Linked DNA regions of Mus musculus: region 1 is linked to region 2. The links are chromatin loops, found by intact Hi-C in ENCODE. Cell type or tissue: left cerebral cortex. All regions are shown on one strand. Links, peaks and the distances in the headings refer to the core of each region. The heading gives the core; the rest is flanking DNA.

What was found. A loop is a pair of places that touch in the nucleus more often than their neighbours do. Peaks named below come from ENCODE experiments on the same cell type or tissue, not always from the same donor. Only the 100,000 strongest peaks of a DNase experiment are listed, where the experiment ranks them.
Region 1: it touches region 2 in a loop (2.0-fold over the local background); 7 of 42 quality-filtered maps call a loop at or near these places.

What each region holds. Positions count from the first base shown.
Region 1 is chr6:31,118,174-31,131,137 of GRCm38, reverse strand. The region is part of intron 3 of Lncpint (long non-protein coding RNA, Trp53 induced transcript); the gene reads left to right. Among named protein-coding and RNA genes, the nearest start is that of Mir29b-1, 62 kb to the right of the region's middle. In left cerebral cortex, for the core only: a CTCF peak has its summit at 5,755 (motif pointing left); DNase peaks (open chromatin) are centred at 4,459, 5,257, 5,679 and 9,834; H3K4me3 peaks cover 1,159 bases; H3K27ac peaks cover 1,655 bases.
Region 2 is chr6:31,169,407-31,182,370 of GRCm38, reverse strand. The region is part of intron 1 of Lncpint (long non-protein coding RNA, Trp53 induced transcript); the gene reads left to right. Among named protein-coding and RNA genes, the nearest start is that of Lncpint, 43 kb to the left of the region's middle. In left cerebral cortex, for the core only: a CTCF peak has its summit at 5,826 (motif pointing right); a DNase peak (open chromatin) is centred at 5,744.

The DNA of each region.
Region 1 (12,964 bases), core at 2,225-10,224, 52 kb after region 2:
CTGTTAAAAATCATTAATGCCCAATATGCAGATGGTCTTAGGCAACCCTTTGAAAGGGTCATTCGGTCCCCGAAGGGGTTGAGGACCACTGCTCTGGTTCAATTCACTCTGGGCAAATGTGAAATGTTAAGATGGATAAGAATGATAACATGAGATCCATTAATCATTCTTATAAGTAAATTAGAATTAGCTATGCTAATCGTAAGGGTTTTCCGATTGTACTCCTTAACTCTCCCCTAAAGAGTCTTTTTTATTGGAGAACAGAGGTCTAAAGAGCCCATTGCTCTGCTAGGCTGCCTTACTCTCTGGCCTGTGCCGCCTTTAGCAGGCCCCAAGCCTGTGGAAAGTTCACAGCTGTTCATGCTCAGACACCACAGGCTGACCACACACCATGACACCATTCTGATCCCTGCCCCTGTGTTCTAACCACCTGAGTCACCAGCCAGACTGAATAGCCACTTCCCTGGCAAACTGCTTCTTAGCAGGACCAACACACAAAAGCCTTCCAAGGTTGTAGACTTTTGGTTTGCACACATTTGGTCAAACATGGCCAACTCACACACCACCTGCCTTTGGCCAGCCTTTCACAAGAGTCTTGTACTCCCAGCACCTTCTTACTTAACATGGGAGGATTTGATCATTGCTCCCCTCTCTTCTTGATGACCTTTCAAGCCATAGTCTTTCTGATTCCATACATGTGAAATAGACTCACGTATTCGCTCTGCATTTTAATTCTATTTGTGTTTTTCTAAGATCATGTGCTTTCTTCCTTGTAATTCAATTAGGAGTACTAGTTGCAGCCAAAAACCTTGGTACAGTCCTCAGTCACACCAAGGCAGAAACACACTGTGTGTTCACCTCAGTGCCCACCAGCCTCGGCGGTTAAGTCTTCTTACATTTGCATACAGACACATGAGAGGTTCTCTCAGCGTGCTGTGCTCCAGTGGTGGCCAGCATTGCTCCATGGATGCACACCTGCTCTTCACACCCATTCACACAGCATTACGCATGCGCCAGGAGTGAAGTCAGACTCGGAATAGGTTACCTGGCAGTCATGTTCCTGAGGAAAGATGAATTCTTGTCCTGAGCCAATGTAATACCAACCTTAAAAACGGTTGCTAATCTCTTCCTGAGCTTAATTTATGAGTTAAAGTTTAACTCAAGCATATATGCACAGGAGAAAGTACCATGTGTGGTAGGTTCTACATTAGGTGAGGTTTCAGGTATCTACTGAGGGTCTCAGAATGTATTGCACGATTAAGGGAAGACTTTTTTTAATGCTATTAACTGTGCCAGAATGCTTCCTCCTTAGTTTTAAGAAAAACACTAAATTCTGAATCAACAGAAAAGATACAGTTGCTGAAAATGATGATTAAATGTAAGTTTGGAAGTCCTGGATAATTGTAATACCTGTGAATATTTCTGATACAAGAATATAGTTTCCTACTGATTTTATTTACAGGTAGTATGTTTATTCTAGAGGGTGGTTGATATTGAAGCCCTTGGAGGGACCCAGATCCAAGCTGGTGGCCCTAGGTGTCCCTCAGCATCCATCTCCCCTCTCTTTGGGCATTTTTTCTCATAAACTTTAGATACAGCAGCTTTGCCAGGTGAGACATCTTTTTAAAGACCAGAAAACAGCATCCAGAAGGCAAGGAAGGACTTCTGAGTTTCCATGGTGGCAGAAGCTTAGAAGTAGCCGACTCTTAGAAATGGCGTTTCGATCTCTGTCCTCTGTCCTGACGTGGTGTTCAGAGCTCTTGGTTAATGATTACCCTAGGATTAAGTTCCCTTTCAGATTCATGCGCCTGAGCTTGGGGCTTGCAACACGTTCAGTGTCACACAACAGGGGCATGGCCCACAAAAAGAAAGACAGACAAGAAAAGATGTCAGGTGGTTCCCTCACTGTATAAGTGTCGGGATGTGCTTTGCAAATGAGGACAGTCTGCATCCCTTGGCAGTAATAACTGGGGGGGGGGGCTGTTTTCATGTAAGGGGCCTGTTCTAGGCAGAAAAGCTAGTACACAGGGCAGGGCTTCACAGATTTACACACCAGCAAATAACACGTGAGTATATACATATCTGGGTTGAAATGTAACATTAGCTCTTAGTCATTAATATGGTATTCTCATACGTTTTGAAACACGTCTTGACGAAGGTTTACGCTTCTAAAATGACCTTAAACTTACCCCCTAAGGATATGGTTGCCCAGGGGCTCTGCCAGTAGAGATAGTAATTTCTGTGTTCGGCTCCACACTTGTCAGGTGTGGTGGAACTCTGAAACTTACTGGGGCAGGTAAGACATTTGTGTGAGATTTGGCCTGACATGACTTTTAAAAAAAAAAAAAAAAAAAAAAAGAAATCAGCTCGGGTATGCCTCAGTCTGAGACAATGACAGCATACACAGAATACATTGATAGGGTTTAAAGAAGTAGCAATAGTATTTGTACCATCTCCAAAATGTGATGCTTCAACAGGAGTAAGCCGGAAATGCCGAGGCTCCTGGGACACCACATCAACCCGGTGTCCTGCTGCCATTTAGAGTGTGCATCAGCCGTCACCTAGTGTTATTTGGGGAATGAAACAGGTTTCAGTGCTAACATGGAATATGAGAATCTCTGTTCTGATACACAGCTAAATTTTACTATTAGGCAAAATACTGGTAACATTAAACAAAGCTAGATCAGCTGAGAGGACAGTTAAATGGTAGCTTCCTTCCTGTTGGTGTTGGGATGTCCCAGTAGATAATGATCCTGAAACAAAATTTTATTTGCGAATACTTGGTTTTCTTAGTTGGACTTCTCGATTCAGAAAGTATTTGTGGAAACATATAGAAGGTTAAGATAAAAGCTTGTGTTATGGAAGGAACAAGCTTCCATACTTCACATTTCATAACATTCTTAAGTCTATGTTGTAAAGACGAGGCTTCCCCACCATTTGGACTGAAATATCTAGTGAGGATGGAGGAGAGAAGTTGGAAACTCCCAAGGCTTCTGCTTGGTTGCAGACCTGTGGAAATCAGTATGGAGCAAAGAGATACAGAGTGGGGCTGGAGCATGGCTCATGACTGAGTGCTGACTGCTCCAGCAGAGAATCCAGGTTTGAACTGCCAGGGTGTTCGAGGTCCTCTTTTGGCCTCTGACCCTGGTGCACATAAACTCATGCAGGCACATAACACGTTTAAAAAAAATTTTTAAAAGAAATATAGGAAGATGGTGTCATTTCAGATATGTGTCCTGAGTGGGTTTTTTTTAAATCTCAATTTACAGAATTTTTATGTCCACAGAGTGTTGGAAGTAGTTAGGTACTCAGAGCAAGCACCACTTGTGTAGGGCATACATTCACTTGGATGCCTGTTGCCCGAGTCAGGTAGCTGAGTTGGGGAGTCCATGTAGAACTCATTATATAAAGTTGTTGATTTAAAGCCTATAGCGCAGCGCATCTGTCCGGTTCCCGCGCCTTTTCCTCGTGCACATCCTTTGGCAGCGTGTCTTTTGTTTCCCCAGGCACACAATCTTCTAATGCAGCCTGTGAGTGGCAGCCCCTTTGACATAGGTCACCCAAGACCATCAGAAAACACAGATATTTACATTATGACTCCTAACAGCAAAATTACAGTTATGAGGTAGCAACAAAAACTAATTTATGGTTGGGGGTCAGCACAACATGAAGAACAGTATTAAAGGGCCGCAGCATTAGGAAGGTTGGGAACCACTGCTCTGACATAATGTTTGGATTCAGTCTCAAACACTGACTGCTCTTCCTCCGGCATTTGTCAGCTTGGATTTTACCCCTCTAGCATGGAGGTGGGGGTTGGGGGGAGGGCAGGCACAGGCAACTCAACCTGACTCTCCTTTCACAAAAGTTACAGATGCTCTACGTGGGGTTGTCCTGATGACTAGAGTCAGAGAGAAATCACCCAATGGTGTCTGCGGTCAGCAGTGTTAGTTCTCTAGACAGGCAAATGGCCCTAAATGGTAAAGTGCAGGATAAAGACCCAGGATGCTTGGATGAGGGGCACACTCTTGGGCCCCACAGAGGCATCAACACAGGTTGTTCAAGAACACATTGAAACATTTGTTTATGAAGGCTGGGTTACACCTTTGTTTCAGCTCTTGTTAGTTTTTCAACAAAAGTTAACATTTCCTTTTTTATAACTTTCCCACCTCCATGGAATCCCCAAACCATGGCCCCGGCCTCTTAGCCTGAGAGTGTGGTACCTGCCTGCCTGTACCTACTTCAGACTCACCAGCAGTCATATACAGAGAGCAAGCTCTGGCATTGGTGTGGGATACGTTGGTAAATTGCCGGTGTCGACATCATAATTCTCTCTCGCCTGGCGGAGGAGCCAGCTCTCCTTGTGGTTGGCTGTGGTTTCCTCTGGGCTGGGGAGAGTGGCAGGGAAACAACGAACCCTGTCTAGTTTTGACTCTGCCCGGGTGTAATGCATCCTGCGGCTCTCCTGAGATGGGCTGTGAGAGGCTTACCAGAAGGTTGGCAAATGAGACTTCCACACGCCTCAGCACCCGGTAGCCAATGGCTTGCTGAGCCAACATAGATTACCCCCTTGTGGTTTCATTCATCAAGGGGATCCCCGGCTTCATCAGAACACAGCCATGACTCTTCCCTGCCTCCTCCAGAAAAGCAAGTGCGCACATCTTGCCCTAAGAAGAACTCGGGGTGCCCTGGGTAAGCAGAAATGGGAGGGATCCTCCCCTAGTTTCCTCTGTGTGGATTGGGGGTGTTAGGGAAAGAAGCTCAGAGCTGCTTTTCTTTGAGTTTTCTTTTTTTTTTTTTAACCCAACTGCTATTCAGCGTTTCCTTCTGTCTCACCCTCTTCATGTGTAACCCACCTTCATCAAGTTGTACTTTCAGTTTCACATTTTAAATTACAGGATTCCTCTTTTCCTTGTGCATTTGAAAGGTTTTTGTAAACTAAGTAGCCACAGTTACTAAGTTACTAATTACGCCTAGTTCCTGGTTCTAAACCAGTTTTTAGGAAGTTTTTAGGAGGTGCTTTCACAGCTAGGCAGAGGGGAACGATCCCTGTAATGAGTTTAGGAACTGATGGTAACATGTCTGTCCGGCTTGCCCGTCTCAGAGGCCAACCTCGGAAAGAACACTGCTGAATCTTTTCTGGTGAAGTCAAGATCTCTCTTCCCCGTCTGTTGGTCTGTTTTCTGTCGGCCAAGCAGCTCATCCCTGTCTCTGGGCGTGGGCTTTGGTCTGTGTACATTCAGTGTGGTGGCATTTTTCTAGAAGAAGTGACTAAATCTTCTTGGATGAATTCTCTCTTTGAACGAGGTGGTTGGTTGCATCAGAGAGGCATTTACAGTAAATGGCTCCCCCTTCCTGTGCTGGCCACATGCGAAAGAATGCTCTAATTCTTGTTTTGAGGAAGCAGGAGCTATACAGCTCTGAAAACTCCCTGGTCTCATTAAATAGCCAGATTTGAATCTTAAAATTTTTTTCAAGTTGGAATCACTTTGTGCTCCCTAAATAAATGGCGCAGAGAGAGAAAGCTTTCCACTCCCGAATTCTGTCTGGAGCGCCTGATAGTTCCCAGTTCAGAAAGAGGAAATGGCATTGAATATAGATGTAGTGACGAAGGTCTAAAGTAAGTTCTTCACAGCCATTTTGTATTCCGGCCATCTGCTTCTTAGGTGTATGGGTGCTTGGTCTTTGGTGCCCTGGTTCTCAGTGCGATCCCGTAGCTCTTTGCCGAGGTTCTCAGGAAGCAGGTCTTCCCCCTAGTGGAAATGCGTGAGGGCGCTCTGGCTGTTCTTTGAGGGAACTTTAAGGTGCAAGCCCCATACAAGAAAACGTACGCAGTATTCCAAATGAGTTTATGTTAGGTGTTCATGTAGTCACCAATTAGTTTATAATTTTTTAAGCCTAGATTTAACTTTACATTTTTATAATACAAAACTATTTTGTATTTTTGTAATTCACAGAGTATATTATCTTTCATTTTGTTGTCTAACAGTGGTTCACCCTTTTATCTGACTACTTTAAAAACTTAAAAATCCACTTACTTATGTGCCCACGCGCTATGGCACATGCGTGCTGTGCACGTGTGGAAGTCAGAGGACAATATACAAGAGTCAGGTGTGGTTTTCCACCTAACTTTGAGTTCTTGCATGGAGCTCAGGACAGCAGACTTGGCAGTGACTTGCAACATACTGCCATCATGCTGGCCTGTCTGTCAGCTCAAACCCAAGTAAGTTACAAGGGCCTCTTTATTTCTGTATTGAAATATAAATATTTTACTTATACATTGCTTTTCTCCTTTATATTGAATTTAGGGAATTGCCCTAGCCTTTTAAAAGCTATTTATACACTTGTTGATATTACTGTTGAGTAGTATTTTGGAACAGTACCACGTGATAGAGCTTATTATTATTATTTCATTAATAGAAAGGGGGGCTTTGGAGGCCAGGGCCATTGCTCAGTATAAAATAGGGAGGAATGTACTGCTGTAATCCCAGTGCTCCTGTGGAAACGAGTCCCAGCCGCTAGCCTGGCACATAAAAATGGGCAAATATTGAGGTAGAAGGTGAGGACCTACGGCCGAGGTTGTTCTTTGACAGCATATTCGTGCCCGGTAACATCTGTGCATTCACACACACACACACACACACACACACACACACACACACACACACAGAGGAGGACCCCGTGCTGAGCAGGGTTTTGAACCACTGACCTCACTGCTCCTGCTGTTTCCACAGGAAGGGCAGTGTAAGGAAAAACAGGTATGGAGAGAAGTTTATCCATCACGGTGTAAACTAGCCGAGGAGTTAAAAATAAACACAGATTTTCTTGCAGTGGGACATTGTGTCCCTGCCTTCTTACCGTGAACCTGTTCAGTGTGTGCCATTTGAACTTGAGACAGTCCCATGCAGCCTAGCACAGCACAGGGAAGGGACTGACTGTATAGTCGAATGACTCTCCTGGGATCAAAGCTGTGTGAGTAGGCTGACCACCACAGTGGTTTCTGGTGCTTCCTCTTGGGCTCGTGATTTTTAATTTCCTAGGCCTTTTATTTGGATAATGTCTTGATATTGTATGGGTGTAATTATTTTTCTCAATTCTTTTTGGATTACTAGTGGAAGATTTTATTTTGCTCTTTGCTGTCCTCAATTTTCTGTTGTTTCCAGGGTCTTTTTGTTGTTTATCTTGTTTATTTTTGATGTCGATGTCTCTGTCTGTGTGTGTGTTGGAAGGGTGCCTCTCCCACATGGGTGGTCTCCCTGTATTGTGCTATTGGAGAACTGCTGAGAGTTGGGGGGAGCAGGCTTTATTTGGGAGTTCTCATGGCCATGTGAGTGGTTCAGTCCTCACGAGGCTTTTACTTAGAGAGTCACCTCCCTGTTTTCATCACCTGGGGTGGGGTGAAGTCAACACAGGAGACCTGCTTGTGTGACACCAGACACTGTCATTACCTCCTTCCATTCTTCTGACCACTTCTATCCCATACTACACTTGCGTCCTTTGAACTTGGAGCCATATAGAGGTTCTGAATAAACTCGCTTGGCCTCCTCTGTGTCTCAGACAGAGGCCAGGACAAGAGCTGCCTCTGCTTAGCATATTGGGTTTCACTTCACCCTCCAGACATTTGAGCAAATTTCTCCACTCTGGAGAGTGTGTGTGTGTGTGTGTGTGTGTGTGTGTGTGTACAGAAGGGGGGAGTGTGTGTGTGTGCCAGGATAAAGAGCAAGAGTACCTCTCAGTGATGGATTCATACCTCTCATGTAGCACAGCACCCCTGAAGCATACCCCATCTTAAAATGGCAAGTCTCTCTACTAGTTATCAGAATTAAATCGGAACAGTTAGCCAGATGTGTTAAGTTTTCTTTAGTGTGACAAAGTATCCAAGATAATCTAGTTTCTAAGGAAGGGAGAGCACTTGGCCCATGCTCTGATTTATAGTCGGGTCTGCCTATTGTTTAGGGTCTGTGTTGAAGCAGCCACATAGTTGTGGAGTTGCTGACCTCATGGTGACTAGGAAGTGAAAGAGAGCAGTGTTATGAGTCCAGCATAATCCTTCATGAGCTTATCCGCAGTGCTCTAGTTTCCGTCTCTTAGACTCCACCTCCTGAAGGCTCTGTCTCCAATGTGTGTCATTGAGGACTTAGGACCAAGCCATACAAGGGATCTTGTAGGACTTTGGGATTCGGTACTATTTGGCATTTAGTCATGGAAAAGGGTTAATTAATGGGGCACCGTAACTGGGGTGGGGGTCCCCGAAATCTAACTGAGGAGGTTCCTAATGGAATGAAAGTGAACTGATGTCGCTTCACAGAGTGCTCATTGCCTGGTTCTTTCCAACCTAGTTGTTAAAATGATAAAAGTAGTGGTTGGTGGCTGTTCTTGATCTGTGGTTGCCATTGCCACTTGGCTCCTTATGTGCCACTTGGTTCCTGGGAAGTGCAAACCCTCCCATTTCTTCCTGTTGTTTGAGACATTTCTAGATTGTCCCCATTTGTTTGCTAAGAACCGCCAAACCCATGTTGAGTGTTCTTGTCTCTGTCTGTCGTGCATGCTATGAAATGGGAAATGTAGATACCAATTAGTCAGTTCCAGGTCCCTGACAGTTGATGAATTAACTGTAGGAAAGTACACAGGTTTCAGGGGACTCGGAGTCCATATCCCAGTCAAGAAAGACAACAGTTGTGTTGTGTTGTGTCCCTTGTGCTTCACCCTAGTCCTCCCTCCCTTGCTGGAGTGAACATGCTAGGACTCTAGTCTCAGACAGATTGAGTCACAGAGTGGGAACTCCTGTCTTCCATCTTCCACCAAGGAGTTGTCACTGCTGTATGTACGTACCTGTTCTCCAGCCTTCCTCTGTGGGCCTGTGGTATTCCGTACTGCTCTGGAGATGCAATTTGGGCATCTTCTTGACATGTTTGAATGGCATCCGCTTCCTTAGCTTTAATGAACATCAAGCCACTGTTCTCTATTTTTTGGACTTACCGGGACATGCAGAAGATCTGTTTTACCTTCATAAGGCTTATAAGCCGTTCTTCTGTTTTGTCTATTATGCCAGCAAGCTGGGTGAACTCTGGGGACTCAGTTCCTTCCTCGCTGTGCTTGTTGACTTGCTAAGTTCACTTATGCTCTTAGATATCCATAGTGTCTCATTGTGGTTTTAAAATAAGCATTTCCTTCAAAAATAGTATGTAATTACTGGCCATCTATTTATCTTTTTTTTTTCTTTTGGAGTATCCAAGTCTTTTGCCCTTCTCTTTGGGTTTGGTATGTTTTCTGTACACCTCAGCCTGGCTTAGAGCTGTTGAGCCTTCTGCTTCCTGCATGGTAGAGTAATTGGTATCTATCACTATGACTGGACATTATGTGCTAATATTTAAATTAGGAAGTATCGTCTGCTGAGAAGTTTAAAATTTAATAGAATTTGAACACAAGAAGTTCCTGTACTGTTGGTAGATTTTTTTTTCCTTCTAAATAATCTTGTCTCCGTCTGTGGAGCTTTCTCCAGGGTGTTTGTTTAGACCCGTGCTTTGCCAGTAATTTGTCTCCAGTTAGTTGTCCTTGTGGTTCCCAAACCCTACTTCTTTCCTCGCATGACTTGTAAAAGGACTCTGTTTTCTTCATTGACTTGTCTAGGCACCATTGTTGAGAGCCAGTTGTCCATATGCATGTGGATCTATTCCAAAGGAGCCCAAACAAGTCTATGAAGTGGCAAGTACGTACATTTTTAAAGAAAATGCTCAGCATTTTCAGCTATCAGGAAAATGCAAATCAAAACCACATTGAGACTCCATCTCGCCCCAGATGTCATGAGGAAATCAAAAATCAGCAAGCGCTGGGGAGGCTGCAGGGAAACCCTGACCCGCTGCTGATGGAGATGTAAATTACTGCAGCCGCTATGGAAATCTAAATAGAGGTTCTCAAAAGCCTAAAAATAGAACTAGCACATGACCCTGTCACACTGCTGCTGGGATACACCCAAAGGAATGTCAGTGACAGCAGGGACATCTGCACACCCGTATTTATTGACGGTCTCTCAACAATAAGCAAACCATGAACTCAGCCTAGGTGTCCAGCAGATAAACGGGTAAAGAGAATGTGGTGTACACGCACAGTGGAGCATTGTTCAGTCACAGAGAACAAAATCATGTCATTTGCAAGGAACTGGATGCAAATGGAAACCAGACCATTTTCCCTCCCACAGAATGTAAATTTTTAAAAAATTAAGGAGAAGAAAGAGAATAGAGGAAGGAGTGAACATGTGTAAAGTATATTATGTACATATATGAGAATGCCATATTGAAACTCAAAGTGTGTGATGGATTATATGCTAGTAACAGTTATAAATGACCTGGGAGGGTGGCACACACCATTGATCCCAGCACTTGGGATGCAGAGGCAGGCAGGTCTCTCTGAGTTCAAGGCCAGCTTAGTCTTCATAGGGAGTTCCAGAACATCCAACGCTCAGTGATGGGCATCTCCCTAGGATGCTTAGTATGATCCCTTCTACTCAACTGCTCCAAGCTGATGGGATTACCTAAGCCTATGATCTGTGACTTACTATACTGCCTGGACCCTTCTGTGTCATTTTCTCTCATCTTTGAAGATAAATCTGGTCAAAATTGTATGTTCCGACAGTTCTCACATCTAACTGCTCTTGTTTCTCCGGTGTGTCTCCTTTCTTCCCATTGCCTTTGACCCAAATTTCCATGAGCATGTCCCTGTCTCTCTGCTCTGGGTACTCTCTCTTGAGCCATTCTTCTGTGCATTCAGCATGGTGCTCGTTAAAACTTCCCATAGCTTCATGTGTGTGTGAAGTCTTCACACAGGTCACCTGGGCTCCACCTTGTCCTTGACGAGTTCCCAGGGAGACATAGAAGAGTGTTCTTTTCCACACCACGTAGCATAACCTTGTGAAACGCTCTCTGGACATCCACCATTCCTGTGCTCCCTGGTCTGGCCTGGCCGTCCCATGCCTTCCACTCACCTGCTCTGCTTCTGGGCCCCAGCCTCTCCCACCTGGAGAAACCCTTCCCAGATCCTTCCCTTTCCTATTTCGGAGCAATTCATCTCTTCCCTGAACATTCCAAATCTTGGGTTTCATCCGTCTTGTTTGGTTCAGTCCCTGCAGAAGCAGATGGTGAACGTGGATGCTTTCTGATCCAGCTCCGCTGCTTGGAAGCGGAAGGACCTCTCTGTGCTTCAGTGCCCTCCTCTTTAGGGGGCAGCTTTGTGCAGCCATGATTAATGCGTGCTCCTAGGTGACTCTGAGGACTTGTCAGTTGAACTCTGTGATGATACCAATGACCTTCTCATTCTCCATCTGCCAGAGCAGGTTAACACTCTCTTGGGTCTGTACCTCTAGCACCTGTCTCCTGTATGTAGTTACCTGTGTGTACCTAGTTCACTAGGTAAGGATGATGATATCGCATGTGCCACCCAGGACCTGGTAGGAAGCTTGGAATGCAGTTATATACCGTGAACTCATTAGCCTTTCTTGAACGATACTGGACACCATGTACAAAGAAGATTCTAATTATACTGTTTCTGACATCAGCGACTCAGCTCAGTCTCTCCTGGGGTTCACATCCCTGAAGGTGCTCTGGGGTGTGGGACTAGGGTGTGCTCTTTGTCCTGCTCTGCAGTGCTTGAAGCTGAGAATGAAAGGGGAAATGGAGTAGGCTTGAGAGTCTCAGACTTTCCCCCATGTTGTTCCCTGCCTGCTGATGCTGGTTCTTGGATTTGTAGGTTCTTTCCTAGTTGTGGGGAATTTTTCAAGCTGGATTTAATGAGAGGGTCTCAAAAAGCCACAGGGAAGTCTGGTGTGTTCTCAAGTTAAACACAATATCTCTTCTTATTCATTTTTGATCTGTGTTTCTGAGCTGACTTGTGTAATTACATTTAAAGAACTTAATATCAAAGATGTCTGTTTTGATGTTTGCACCACTGACTTTTTCTTTTGCCAATTAGAAGCCACTTTCAAGACTTTGCGACACATACAGTTTAAAGAGAGTGTCTGTATTATGTGCGACTATATGCTCCTAAAATGCACATATAATCCGAGGCTGGAGAAGTGACTTAGTGAATTAAGCACTTGTCAAGCAAGCATGGGGACCTGAATTCAGATCCCCAGCCCCCACATAAAGGCCAGGGTCTGAGGGTCACGTCTGTAGTCACAGCTACACTGGGAGGTAGGGGGTAGGGGTGGCCTAGGGGTACAAAGACTAGGGGACCCCTATCTAACCAGTTGGTCTGGTTGGGATGGTAGTTTCCAGGTTCTGGGGTTAAAAAAAAAAAGACCTATCTCAAAAAATATTAGGTGGATTGATAGAGGAAGACTGAAATCTTGACTTCCAGCTTGGATGTGCACATGCATGGGTGTGTGTGTGTGTGTGTGTTATAGCTAATTGTAAAATACGTTTTAAATTTTTACTTTCTTGGCCACCATTCAGTGCACTAATCAGAGATACTAAACACATTGACACACATTACAGTCACTTCCTTCTTTCTTCAGAATTCTCTCCATCAAAACACACTGTGTGTTTTTCCTAAACAACTAGCTGCATCCACCGGGGGTCTCCTCTATTTCCCAACTCAGTGATTCTATTGTAGGGATCCTGTATGCGTCAGGTCACACAGCGTTTGTCTTTTGTGTCTCAGCATCCTCCAGGTCTGTCCTCATAACCTTGAAAGGAGTTCTTTGCTTTTTGAAGCTGGGTAGGATTCCATTGTACAGGAAATACTTTTATTTGGTCACCATTGCTGGACAACTGGGTGGACTTGACTTCGTGGCTGTTGAGAATAATGCTTCTGTATGGTTGTGCAGGTGGATGTTGCATTTCTTGTCTTAAATTTATTAGAGCCTAAGATTTCCAGATCCTTATATCCTGACACATCTGTTATTTTTATGGATTTTTGTCTTTTGTCTGTTAACAAACAGAAAAATGCCATTTTTCTCACGTGACCTTAGGAG
Region 2 (12,964 bases), core at 1,633-9,632:
AGGGAGCAGTCCTGACAGATCCCTGTGGATGAGGAGAAAGCCTAGCTAGGGCCTTGTGGTTTGAGAGCAGGCCATAAGAGCCTGGGCGGTGGGAGGAGACCAGGTCCTCAGGCCTCGAAGGCTTTAGGCTCGGGAGCTGTCAGGAGTACCATGGGACAAGTTCCGAGGCCTAGAGGGATAGTGCTCAGTTTGCAGTGTGCTGAGGTGGATTAGAGGGGCAAGGACAGGAAACAGCAAGTTTGGCAAAAAGAAAACATCCATGAAAAATACTCAGGCTGAAGCATGGACAGTTCTGAGTTAAACGTGGTGCAGAGCACAGCCTCCATTGAACAGAACGTGCCTTCGGCTCATAGGTTCCCAGCAGGTGTAAAGAGCAGTTTCCTGATACAGTGTCCCTGGAGCAGGGCCAGCTGAAGGGGTTCATGTTTTCAGCTGATTCAATGTGATACTGCGGCATCTGTAAACAACTTAAAATAATGAAATCATACTGATTTTTTTTTCTAAAATAGCAGCAGAGAGACCAGTGTGAGAGACCATCTAGGGAGAACAGAGACAGTTCATCCCAGTGCACACCAAGCCAAGTGGTCTTTTCAGTCCATGCATGCAGACAGCTTTACAGTTGTGTTTTAACATTAACATCCAGTTGCTTTCATGTTTTTACAATAAGCCCAGAGTTTCAATCAGCTTATCTGTTAATAACTCATTTTCAATTCTCTTCTCTTTTCTCACTGACATTTTCCTCTCTTTCTCTCTCCCTCTTTGAGGCAGGACCGCACACTGCATCCCAGGTTGGCCTAGCTTAGTTGCTATATAGTCCAGGCTAGCCTCCAAATCATGGCAGTCCCCTTACTTTGGCTTCCCAGCTCCCTTGGTTATAGAAATACATCTGTGTGTCCTGGGTCAGTCTTGTAGCCATTTTCCCTGCCTCTTTTGAATCAAAAATATCTCCAATTAGTCTTATCGCTAGAGACAGCAGATTCTTCTGGGTGAAGGGTCAGACTGGTAAAAAGTAACCAGATCATGCTATATGTATATATGCCTTAAAACAAAGGACATCATTTGATACAAAGATTGCTATGTTGTGTCTAAGGCCACAAATTAACTTGCTCTGCGCTATCACTTTAAACACACACACACACACACAAATGGAAAAGAAAACCTGTTTTCTTTCTACTCTCCTTGAAGCTTGTCCTGGATGTAATAGTTTCTTTTCTCCCACAGGCATCTCGTTGATTCCTAGCGTTAGAAGAACTGAGCTAACAGGAGTCTGCCACCTCTCTGCCTTGCTGATGCACCCAGGCAGGGCTCACTGGTTTGCAGGAGTACATGACCACAGATCAGAGCCATTGGTAAGTAAGTGCAGCATATGGCACCCTCTGGCTTCCACGTACGAGTGTGCGCATGCGCACACAGACAGGTGCATAAGCATGTACAAAGTGTAGAATCTTAGAGCGATGAGGTGCATTTTAATTGGGTTCTTTAAATTCTGCTACTAGCGAGTGATGGTGGGGTGGTAATTTCCCCTGCCAATAATCAATAATTTAAGATAGTAGTAAATGCGTGTTTGTAAATGAAGGGATTCTGAGAGACGGTAAAGTCACTGATAAGAGCCATGGAAGCACTTTCCTTACATAGTAGTTCATCTCTGAAGACAATAGTGCTTAAATGCAGGCATTTCGTGTGTAAAAGCCTTCTCCTTGGTTACTTGTTTCAGTCTCTATTAGTAAAATGCAGATGTACAGGTGAGGCAATTTCTGTAACACTGGAAAAGGTTGCCTCTCAGTGCAGTCCCTCAGAGCAGGGCGGACCCGAGATCCATGCCAGTTAAGTGGAAATCGTACCGATGGTTCTAGCTAAAAACAATGGCTGTGCTATCTGAGTGTACAGCAGACTGTAGGGCCTGTTTCTTAGTCACACAGAGCAGGGAGAAGGGCCCTGGCCTCTGCCATCAAAGCACAAGCCACTTGTCTTGATGGCAGTGACGTATCAGAAGAGACACCCTTTCTTCTGTTTTATTCTTGGAAGCTTTTCTGACAGAAGTAGTACACCATGATCCTGCCTGAGGGTCTTGTTTTGGACTCCAGTTAACAATAGAGAGCAGATGTGTAAGGCAGTCCCCATTTCATTGAGGTGGCTGCTTTTGGGTCAGAACATGGCATTGTTCAATATGGCAGCCTCTTGGCCACACGCATCTTCTGAGCACTGAGACATGGTAGTGCCATCTGAGATGTTCTCTGCTATGAAATAAGCGCTATTCCAAGTACTTAATACTAAAAACTACCACGTAGCAAGGCATAGTGGCTCACGCCTTTAATCTCAGCACTCAGGAGGCAGGGGCAGGGGCAGGCAGATGTCTTGCGTTTCAAGTCAGCCTGGTCTACAGAGTGAGTTCCAGGACAGCCTGGGCTATATAAAGACACAATAACAACTCCACAATATTTAAAATTTTTCATACTTTAAATGTGGAAATAACATTATTCATATATTGAATTAAATAAAACATTAAAATTAAAATTAATTTCATTTTCCTCCATTTTACCATGTGACAGCTAGCTGTCTCCCCTTTCTCTCTCCTCTCCCTGTTCTTTCTCTTTCAGATAGAAGTTTGAACTTTAGGCTGGTCTTCAGATCTCTTGCCTTAAATTCCTGAGTGCTCAATTGCAGGCATGTGTCACCATGCCTGGATTAGAAAATTTTAAGTTGTTTGTACCTTGAATTTGTCAGTCTCTCTGTGTTTACTTTTTTATTGACTTGTTTACTTATCTGTTTATTTAAAGCAAGGTTTTGCGTGTAGCCCAGATTGGCCTAGACTTATAACAGCCCTGTTGCCTGAGCTTCCCACGTGCTAGATAATAGGCGTGTTCCTTCACACTTTCAGGAAAGCTCCTCCATTGAAAAGTACCTTCTGAGACAGCAGAGCAAGCAATCCCAGGGGAAGGCAGTGGGACTGAGTGTAGACAGGGTCGCAAATCCAGAGATCTTAGGATGCAGCCAGGCCAGGCTTGCCTGGACAGGAGGGAGAGGTGCACACAGGAGTAAAGTGAGCAGCATAGGGCCACATGCAAATGACGGTTATACTAGGGGTTTTTGTTTCTGATGACATGAACAGGAGTTGGTGGGTTTCAAAGAGAGAGGTGTGCGGCGTCTGCTCTTCTAAGCTGCTGCAGTGTGAATAGTCCAAGATCAGGGCATTTACAAGGGAGAAGCAGAGAGTGGAGCAGCGGCCAAGTGCCTGAGACCAAAGCTAACTAAAGGAAGTGAGGTGGGATTGCAAGGGAGATGGGTGCCTGAGACCAAAGCTAACTAAAGGAAGTGAGATGGAATTGGCAAGGGAGATGGGTGCCTGAGACCAAAGCTAACTAAAGGAAGTGAGATGGAATTGGCAAGGGAGATGGGTGCCTGAGACCAAAGCTAACTAAAGGAAGTGAGATGGGATTGCAAGGGAGATGGGTGCCTGAGACCAAAGCTAACTAAAGGAAGTGAGATGGGATTGGCAAGGGAGATGGGTGCCTGAGACCAAAGCTAACTAAAGGAAGTAAGGTGGGATTGGCAAGGGAGATGGGTTGGATAGCACCTGGACAGTGTAGTACAGGGTCTGAAAAGCTGCAACGTCGGTGAGCAGCCCTCCATTAGTCAGTGCAGCGGGTGGGTTAGATCAGCTGGGACCTTGGGGTTGCTGGAGTTAGCCATGGCCTTGACAGTAGCACATTCAACAAAAATGGGCAAGGATAATTGGGAGAATGATAAGAAACCGAGCTTAGGTCTTCTTGAGTCAAGGAGAGCTAAGGAAGTTGATTGTGCACTGCTGGGAGAAGTCAGCACCGTTTCCCAAGGCTGGCCAATGTTAGACTTGCTTTCCTGACAAGGCTCTCTTCATTTGTGACTTAGAAGATAGGCACCTACCTGAGTAAGGCCGGGGAGGGGAACTGAGCTCTTGGGCGAGTGTCCTGGGCTTGCTCTGGGGTGGGACAGAGTGAGGGAGTGAGCAGAGAGGCTGGCGCTGACTCTGCTCCAAGGTTGCTTTGCAGCTATTGTGAAATTTGGCCTCATTTCTCCTTGCTCAGTGCCATTTATATTCTGACAGTCAAAGTTCTTAAGAAACAAATGTTAAAACTTAGTTCTTGTCAACTAGAAGTGCTGAAAGCCTGGTTCTTTGGGATTAATTCCCTGTATGTTACTTTTAAAGGATGTTACCAAGATATTTGAAGAAATAAAGGCTAAACCATGCCCCAAGCCCTGGCCCTAAACCACTGCCTAAACATCTCTATACTAGATCAGATAATGCCTACATGTAAGTCTTCTAACAGGGAGGCAATTTCCGTGCCTGCGACAGCTTCACGAAGGTCAAATGGAGGCAGTAAGACCAAATGCTGTAAAGCGCCTTTCCCGTTGGCAAGTAGGGAGGTTAAGTTTGGCTGATGTTTGTCAGAGCATTGAGTATAACTGGGAAAAGTGGACGCTGACACCTTCTGGGCTGCTGATAACTAATTCACAACCTGCTAATGGAACCTGACAGAAGTCTAAGCAAACAATCTGTCTATCCTGAGAAACCTCAGCATTTCAGAGCATCCGCTATTTGGGTCCTCTGAGGTAATAGTGGCACAGTGTGAGGTTATTCTCCCTGTGGAAGATACTCGTTAGGATAATAAAGCATATTTATATTTCATACCTGAAGTAGAAGTAGAGTTGTGTTTTCTTTTCACAGTACAGTCCTCCTTTATTTAGAGGAAATTGAGAACTAAAACAGGAAGAGCCAAGTGGGCATGGTGGCACATACCTTTAGTCCCAACCCAGGGAGGGATAAGGTTCTTGGGGCAGTAGATGGTAGCTAAGAGGAACCTTGGAGCGCATTCCAGCAGGAGCTGCCCATTGTCTACCGTAGGACCAGAAGGGCATCAGATTTTGGAGTCTGGCCGTCTCCACTCCCAGTACCCTCATATCTAAAATAGAAAATTACATTTCAATGTCTTTTGGGTAGACTTCTACATTTTAATTTTTTAAAAGACTATTCTTTATTCTTAGATGGTTTCACTCATACATGCAGTATTTCATGATTGGATCTGCCCCTAACTCTCCATCACTTCCTTCTGACACCTCCCAACGTATGCCTCCCCCACCTTCCCCACCATCTTAATAAAAGAAATCAATAAGCTTAGAAAAAACTTCCTTAGTCTAAAGCAAATGGAATAAAGTAGTTTAGGAAACAGTTGTTTGACTGAAGTTCACTAAGCCAAAATTTAGGATTTTGGTTAGCACCAAGTATAAGCTTCCCTGCTTTTGTACACTGACATCAGTATGTAAATGAGGGTGACACTTTACTATTTTGGGAAGTGTGATTATTTATGCCTTGTCATTCAAGGAAGTGCTTGCAGTAACAAGCAGATGCACAAAAGAAAGTCCTCTTTGTGTCCCTTTGGGGTAATGTTGGGGAAAGAATATAGAAAGTTACTCTTCTTTCTTGGGAAAACTGGTCCATGATCCACTTTTTTGGTTTGTTAGTGATCATGACTCTAAGTTACCCCGGAACTTATCCAAACACAAGTTGAAGCTAGGGTTTCCCTGAGCCATAGGTAAGTCTTTTCGTGACATATGGTCCACACATGCTTTAGGAGCAATCTTGACAACAAAACGTTCATGTGGGCAGATGTCGTTTGTGCCACTGCTGTGCAAAGTGGGTGCGGCACACCCGAGCTGAACACAGGTCCCTGCGAAGGTACTAAGAGGAAGCCAGTGAGCTGTTTCCCTATCACTGAATGGCAAAGATGAAAGTCTCCACTGTTGGAAAATTCTAGAAGGTCCTCCAGGCTGACGAGCCACTCCCGGAAGCAGGCTTTTGTGTGCCACAAGAGGGAGCCCCTGATCTAAGGCATGAATTCTCATTTTGCTAGTATTTGTTTCTTTTGAGCTTAATATATCGCCCTGACCAGACTGGAACTGTATAGACCAGGCTAGCCTCAAGATCACAAGAGATCCACCTGCCTCTGCCTCCCAAGTGCTGTGATTCAAAGGCGTGACCCACCATGGCTAGCTTTTGCTGGAATTTACATTTATAAAGGGAAAAAGTTTGAGCTCACGGTGTTTGCTTTTAAGTGTAATTTTACTGTGGTGCTTTGAGTATTAGAAAAGGTTCCGAATCTGGAAGGAGGTCACCTTAAGCCTCTCCCTTCCCTTTGGTTCCTTCTTACACGTTTTATCTGTGACTTGTTTGTGGCAGATTTAAACACCACCCCTGAGCAGCCAGCCTGTCCTGGTTCCCATTATAGGGCTGTTTCCTGGGGAGCTGATGTGAGAGCTCTCCTGTGGTTCATTTCACTCACGTGGAGCTTGCTGCTGCCCCCAGCAGAGGAAAGTGGCTCTTGTGTAGAACGCGGCATGATTTTACCTCACTGTGTAGCACGGTGTTCATACATGCTCTCCTCCCACCCCTATGGTTCTGTCACAATACTGCGATACTCGCACTGGTCACAAGAGGCCAGCTCTCTTGCTCAGGGAGGCAGAAAGGAGGTAGAACATAGCTAACAAAGAGGCAGGCCACCATCTTTCTAAGTTACTCTTTAAAATCATGGGTCATTTTAGCAATACAAAAAGTGCATAAGGAACTCAATATAGAACTCAAATGGTACGTGGTCATTAAGACATACTATGTGTTTTCCCAGAAGCCTTTGCTCCTCACTGCTTTCCTCTCTACTGAATCTTGTCATCCCAATGCATTTTAAAAACATGACAATGTAAACATACATATATTCTCAAACATAGCATCATTTCACAGCATGCTGTGTTTTGTATGTTCTATCCAAAGTATCAGTTGTGTCTGTTGGGAGGGAAGGAGAGGCTGAGAAGATGGAGGTGTGGGAAGGATGTCAGATCAGTCCAAGTGTTGATGCTTATGGAAGAGAAGAAATGAGGATTGGGCAGAGGGACAAATTAGGCAGTCAGAAAGGCTCCACGAAGGCTTCATCTGATCCCCAGAGGGACTGCTAGGGCCTGTCCTGGCTTTACATTATATATAGCTTAATATCTGCCAGTTTTTGGCCTGACACAGGGATGGGAGGGATGAGACTCCTCCTGCAGATGGCTGTCAGGTTGCAGCAGTCCTCAGAGAGGTGGGGAGTAAGCTTTCCCTACTTAAAAGGGACCGGGACAGTATGTCTCCCTGATCGTCACAGTTCGTATTGTATGCATTTTCTGACCTGGAATTTTTCATCCAATGATGTAACTTTGAGATTATTTATATTAATTGTCTGTAGCCCTTATTTAGTATTTTTATGGTCTTGAAGTTCGTTCATTTGTATGTGTGGTAATGTACTTGTTAGTGTATGTATGTGTGCCCTCAAATGTGGAGGCCAGAGGTTGATGTCTGGTGCCTTTTTTCCATGGCTTTGTGGCCTCTCAGTGAACCTGGAACTCATCAGTTTGGCTTTACCAGGTGGCTGTGAGCATCAGGGATACACCTCTCCCCTCCCCTCCCCTCCCCTCCCCTCCCTTGCTGGGGTTACAGGCATGTGCCTCTGTCCTGAGCTTTTTACCTGGTCCTGTGAATCTAAACTTATGTTCACCCAACTAAGTCATGTCTCCAGATATATGTCACTGTTTTTAAAATGTATTTTCCTATTGAAAGACTTCTGAGTATTAAAGATTTTTTTTAACTATTAGAAGAAGAGTAACTGCACTTTTTCCCACTTCATAGAGAATGCACCGGATTAGCTCTGGGGTAGATAACCAGGAAGTTCCAGGGGCTTAGAGCACTCACAACTTGAAACTTAATAGCTGTCATGATTTGCTCTTTGAAGTGCCTGTTTTGGGCCACAGCCTCATTAACACTTGTCACTGTCAGAGTTTAATTCTTACCAAGCTAAGGGTATAACATGGTTTCTTGTATTTTTAGTTAGAATTGTGTTGATTATGTAGGAGATTCTGAATTTGCATTACTGTCTGTCTGTCTGTCTGTCTGTCTCTGTCTCTCTCTCTGTGTGTGTGTGTGTGTGTGTGAGAGAGAGAGAGAGAGTGTGAGTGCATGAGTGCGTGCGTGAATGTGTGGGAGCACACGCACATGTATGCAGGTATTCGAAGAAGCCAGGAGAGGAATTCGGATCCTCTGGAGTTGAAATTCCATGTGTTTATGAGCTGCCCAATGTGGGGCCTGAGAACTGTCCTCTGGAAGAGCAGGAAGTGCCCTTAAACACTTAGCCTTCTCTGCAGCCTATGTGGCTATGCCTGTGGGTGTCATTGCCTTAGAAGTTTGGAGGCCAATGTAGGAGCTAGAGAAAGTACCCAAGAGCTGAAGGGGTCGGCAACCCTATAGGTGGAACAACATTATGAACTAACCAGTACTCCCAGAGCTCGTGTCTCTAGCTGCATATGTAGCAGAAGATGGCCTAGTCGGCCTTCATTGGGAAGAGAGGCCCCTTGGTCTTGCAAACTTTATATGCCTCAGTACAGGAGAAAGCCAGGGCCAAGAAGTGGGAGTGAGTGGGTAGGGAAGCAGGGCAGGGGGGAGGGTATAGAGGGGACTTTTGGGATGGCATTTGAAATGTAAATGAAGAAAATATCCAATTTTTTAAAAAGAAGTTTGGAGGCAATCAATATATTTGTCGCATAAGTTCCTTGGAATCTATATAAAAACAAGCATCTAACCTCACAAGAAATAGGGCTTAGTTTTTTATTTTAAAAGTGGTGCCTTTTGTTGAAAAAGATTTGACTGCACTAAAATTCATCACTGCTCTTCCTGTGGGCAGCGTTCCTTTGTATCTTATTTTAAGTTCTTCCTCAGTCTAAGGTCTTCTAAAGTGGCTTTTAGTGTGTGGGAGAATGGATTGCAGATGCCCATGTTTTGGTCCTACTGATATCTGTGTCCACCAGCACTACCCCTGGCTGATGTGTCCTGTCTGTCCTGATGTGCCCTCCCAACTCTATCTAGATGTTTTACATTGTAGGTCATTGTGCTCCAATTGCCTATTTCTTGACTTATTCTCCTTATGATGGCTTCATTTATTTATCACCTCTTCTCTGATCATTTAAAATCTCTATCCTTTATACTAACTTAAAATGGCCTACTGGATGCCCTTAGGTTTCCAAATACATTTTAAGATCGTGTTCAAGGACAAATTTGCTGTTGATTGGGGTCATGCATTGTATTTATAGATGAATCTGAAAACTGATACACTTGTGGGACACATAGTTCCTTTCTTCTTAATGTCCCTCCCCCACGCATGTTGTTTTTAAAACCTTTTTACTAAATACCGAATTAAATTTTGTCAAATATACTTGACAATACTAATGAATAGATCTTTTACTTAACCAACGTTTTTGCTCACGTTTGGATCAAATTAATCTCTCAGTGATTATTCTTCTACCCAAGTCTTTCCCGTGATGAAGATTATAAGTATCTGTTCATATCTCAGTCTGATAATGTTAGGAGTTTCATGTTGTGCTGATGTGAGAGGTATTTGGGTAGGGAATAGAAGCAAACACGTAACTTAATCTTGTCTCTGTATGACAGGGCTGGGGGCTGCTCCAGCTTTCAAGTTGACCTGCTTTGTTTCCCCTGTCATGTGGCCATCAGCTGGGCCCACACAGCCAACCCCCGCCACACACACACACACACACAGACACACAAACACAGGCAGACATTCTGTAGCTGTCAAACTGATTGGACCTGGTTGTTTCTTGCCTGGTTTGCAGATACCGTACTGTACGTATTCCATTGATCTCTCCTTGTGGTCAAGTTGCTTGAGTCTGTGTGTAGTAGAACATCATTACCAACATAGTTTTTCTTTTCAGGATCTTCTAGGTTATTTCTGCTTTATACTTTCACGCCAGATGAACTTCAAGAGGATCTGTCCACCCCCTTCCCCCCAAAAAACCCACCATCTTGATTGGCAGTGTTAATTTCCTGGAGACATTCATGTTTTCATTTTCTTGCCTGATGATTGCTGTGGATTCATCTGGTTCATACATTCTGAAACTCTTTGGTTAGAGCAGATTAGTCCCCAGATTTCTTTTCCAATTGAAATTCAGCGCAATTAAATAAACCCATTTCAGCATACACGATCATGCCACGTGTTTGTTCTGCGAAGACAAAATGTTTTTCCCTATTGAGCAATTCCTGAAAGACTTAGGTGGCTAGCTAGGGTCCCCGAATTTCCCAACCAGACAGTTTCAGACACCGTCATTTATGGACTGCTGTGTTGGAAGTCTTTTCACGTGGACTGCATTGTCTCTTGTCTGTGACTTCTGTGTTTACAGTAAGAAAGTCAGACACAGGTCTGTTGAGACTGTCTAACTCTCTCACACCTGCTTGGGTTCTGCAGTAGTATTTGCTAAGTGAAATATGAGGACTGGTTTGTCATGTGTTTTCACAGAACACCGATGGCTCCTGGCCAATCACGTTAGTCTTAGTCTTATTTTTCCCCCATGCATAAAATTGCCTATTTTTCACTTCAGATGGGGGTGAGAGCCAGTTCTGAGTTTTTTTTTTCCTTGTTGCTTGCACACCATCTGTGGTCTTGGCATCTCAGACAAGTTCCCAGATCACCCAAGGTATTGGTTGGTCAGCACTCACAGTGATCAGGACCCTAGCCTAGGCTTGTCACTGTTTGTCAGGCAATGTCACTCTAGTCACCTCAGTGCTGAACGTGGCTGCTGTGGCCTCCGTGTTCCTTTCATTGTAAATAACCTCTGCAAAGGTAATGCAGAGAATTTGCACGTATACTCCAGCCAGTCTCAAGGAACAAACATGGTAACATAACCGAACAAGCATGTCTCTTTATCCACACTCATGGGTAGTTCTCTAGTGTCCATTTCCTGTTCAGAATCTTCAGCCAGGGATGCCATATTACTCTTAGCCTCACGCCTCTCAAAAATTGCGTTTGGCCTTAACATAGTTGAGTATAGGTGTTTGAATTTTGTTTTTGCTTTGTTTTGTTGAGACGTGGTCTCACATAGTCCAGGCTGGCCTGGAACTTTCATGCAGCAAAGAGTGACCTTGAACTTCTAATCCTCTTGCCTCCACTTCCCAGGGGCTACATTTACAACATGCCCCACAATACCTGGTTTTATGCAGTGCTAGGTAGCCAGCCCAAGGCTTCATGCATTCCAGTTAAGTCCTCTACCAACTGAGCCACATCCATATTGCTACAGCATCAGTTTTGAGGATTGCCTTGTTTCTTTGTCTAGGGCAGCCTACAGAAGAAAGCATTTATTTAATTCTAGCATCACGTTTCAGAGGGCGAGTCCATGGCCATCACCATGGGAAGCATGGCAGCCGGCAGGCTGAGCGCTCATGGCCTGATCCAAAGTAGAAGGCAGACAGACAGCAGGACCTGGCATGGGTTCTTGAACCTTCAAGGGCCACTCCCAGTGACATGGCTCCTCCAACACCCTATTCCAACAGGTCATACATACCTCCTAATCTTCTCCAACTACTCTGTCAACTGGGACCAAGTATTCAAATATATGCTCCCATGGGGCCATTCTCAGTGGGACCCGAAGTCTATTGGGGAAGATAGTGTGTAGATTGTCTATCTGTGCCCGTTTTACTGAGTGTTGGATGTGGTGGGCTTGGAGGGAAGACCACAGAATGGAGGTCTTTCTTTGTCACCTCCCCATGAATGGTGTACATGCTGTCTGTCACCATCAGTGTCACTTGTCACTGGCTCAGTGTTTGATGGTTTTCTGTAAAAACTTGTTTTCTTTTCTCCCTCTACCCTTGGAAGCAAGTCACCAAGGATAGTAATCTCACCTGTAAAGTTATGTTAACTGTCTTTCCTATACATTCTTTACATGCTGTGTTTGAAATCATGCCAGCTTGGGGAGGGGTTGGTATCTGATTTCAGATATCTATAGTCTAGACTTAATGTTTAGAGCCTTAAGTGCAAGAATAAGTAAAAACACGTCTACATGCAGGAATGTTTGGAAGCAGTGTAGTTTTGCAGCCGCCTGAATTTGATTTATTAGTTTTACTTTAAAATCTCCACAATCTGCAAACTGTAGCAGCCGCTCTGCTCTGATCAGATGGCTGCACAGACTGCTCCCAATTCTTTTAGCATAAGAAAGCCTCACAATTTTCTCTTAGAATTCGGGGAATAATGTTTAGCATCATAGCATTTTATCCATACTGAAGTCTGTCTAGTAAACATAAAAATACATTGATTATAATTAATGGAAGTATTTTTGAGTATTGAAATGTTCCTAAGAGTCGTTGGGGCAGTTCACTGCTCCCTCCTCCGCCCACTTCTTCCACCTAAAAGAAGTCGGCTGTAGGAGTTCACGCTCCCTCTGCTGGCTCTCTTGTCTGTCTTTGTGTTTCAGGAAGGGGAGAGGTTCTTCCAGTTTTGTTTTACTAGTCTGCGACTCAGTCAAGTCAAATGGCCTTATTTATACTTAAGAAAAAATTAAGGTATTACTACTTTAGCATATAAACAGAATATTCCAGAAATGGTATCTTTGAAATGGTTCATGTATCTGTTTATAGGATGAATTTTGTGACTGCCAAAATGAGTTAATTTGTGGGACAACACTTGGAGCCATTCCGTGCCACCTACAGTTATAAACATTGGTCTGGGTGGACTTGCTAAGTCTTTTGTCAAGACTCTGGGACTTGATGTCTCCCCGTGTTTTCACTTGACTTTGAGACGGTTTCAGAATCTTGCACTGAGGGTAAAGGCTTAAAAATACGTCTGAGAAGTCTCCTGCTCACTTCATGCCACTTGGAAGGACAACTAAAATCAAGAGTCGTGTTTCCAGTCAGGCGCAGGGGAAATCCTTTCCTTGACTTTCAGTTCCACTCTCAGTAGTGAACCGATTCCTTCCGTTCATGTGGGGATTCCCATGCTGACAGCCAGGGGCCTTATCACATATGTGCAGCACACAGGGGAGTGCCGCCTTTGTTATTTCTTAACTGAGTGAAGTCTGCCCTGAGAACTATTGCCGTTTTAATATTACTCATTCTTCGTATGGACCTGTA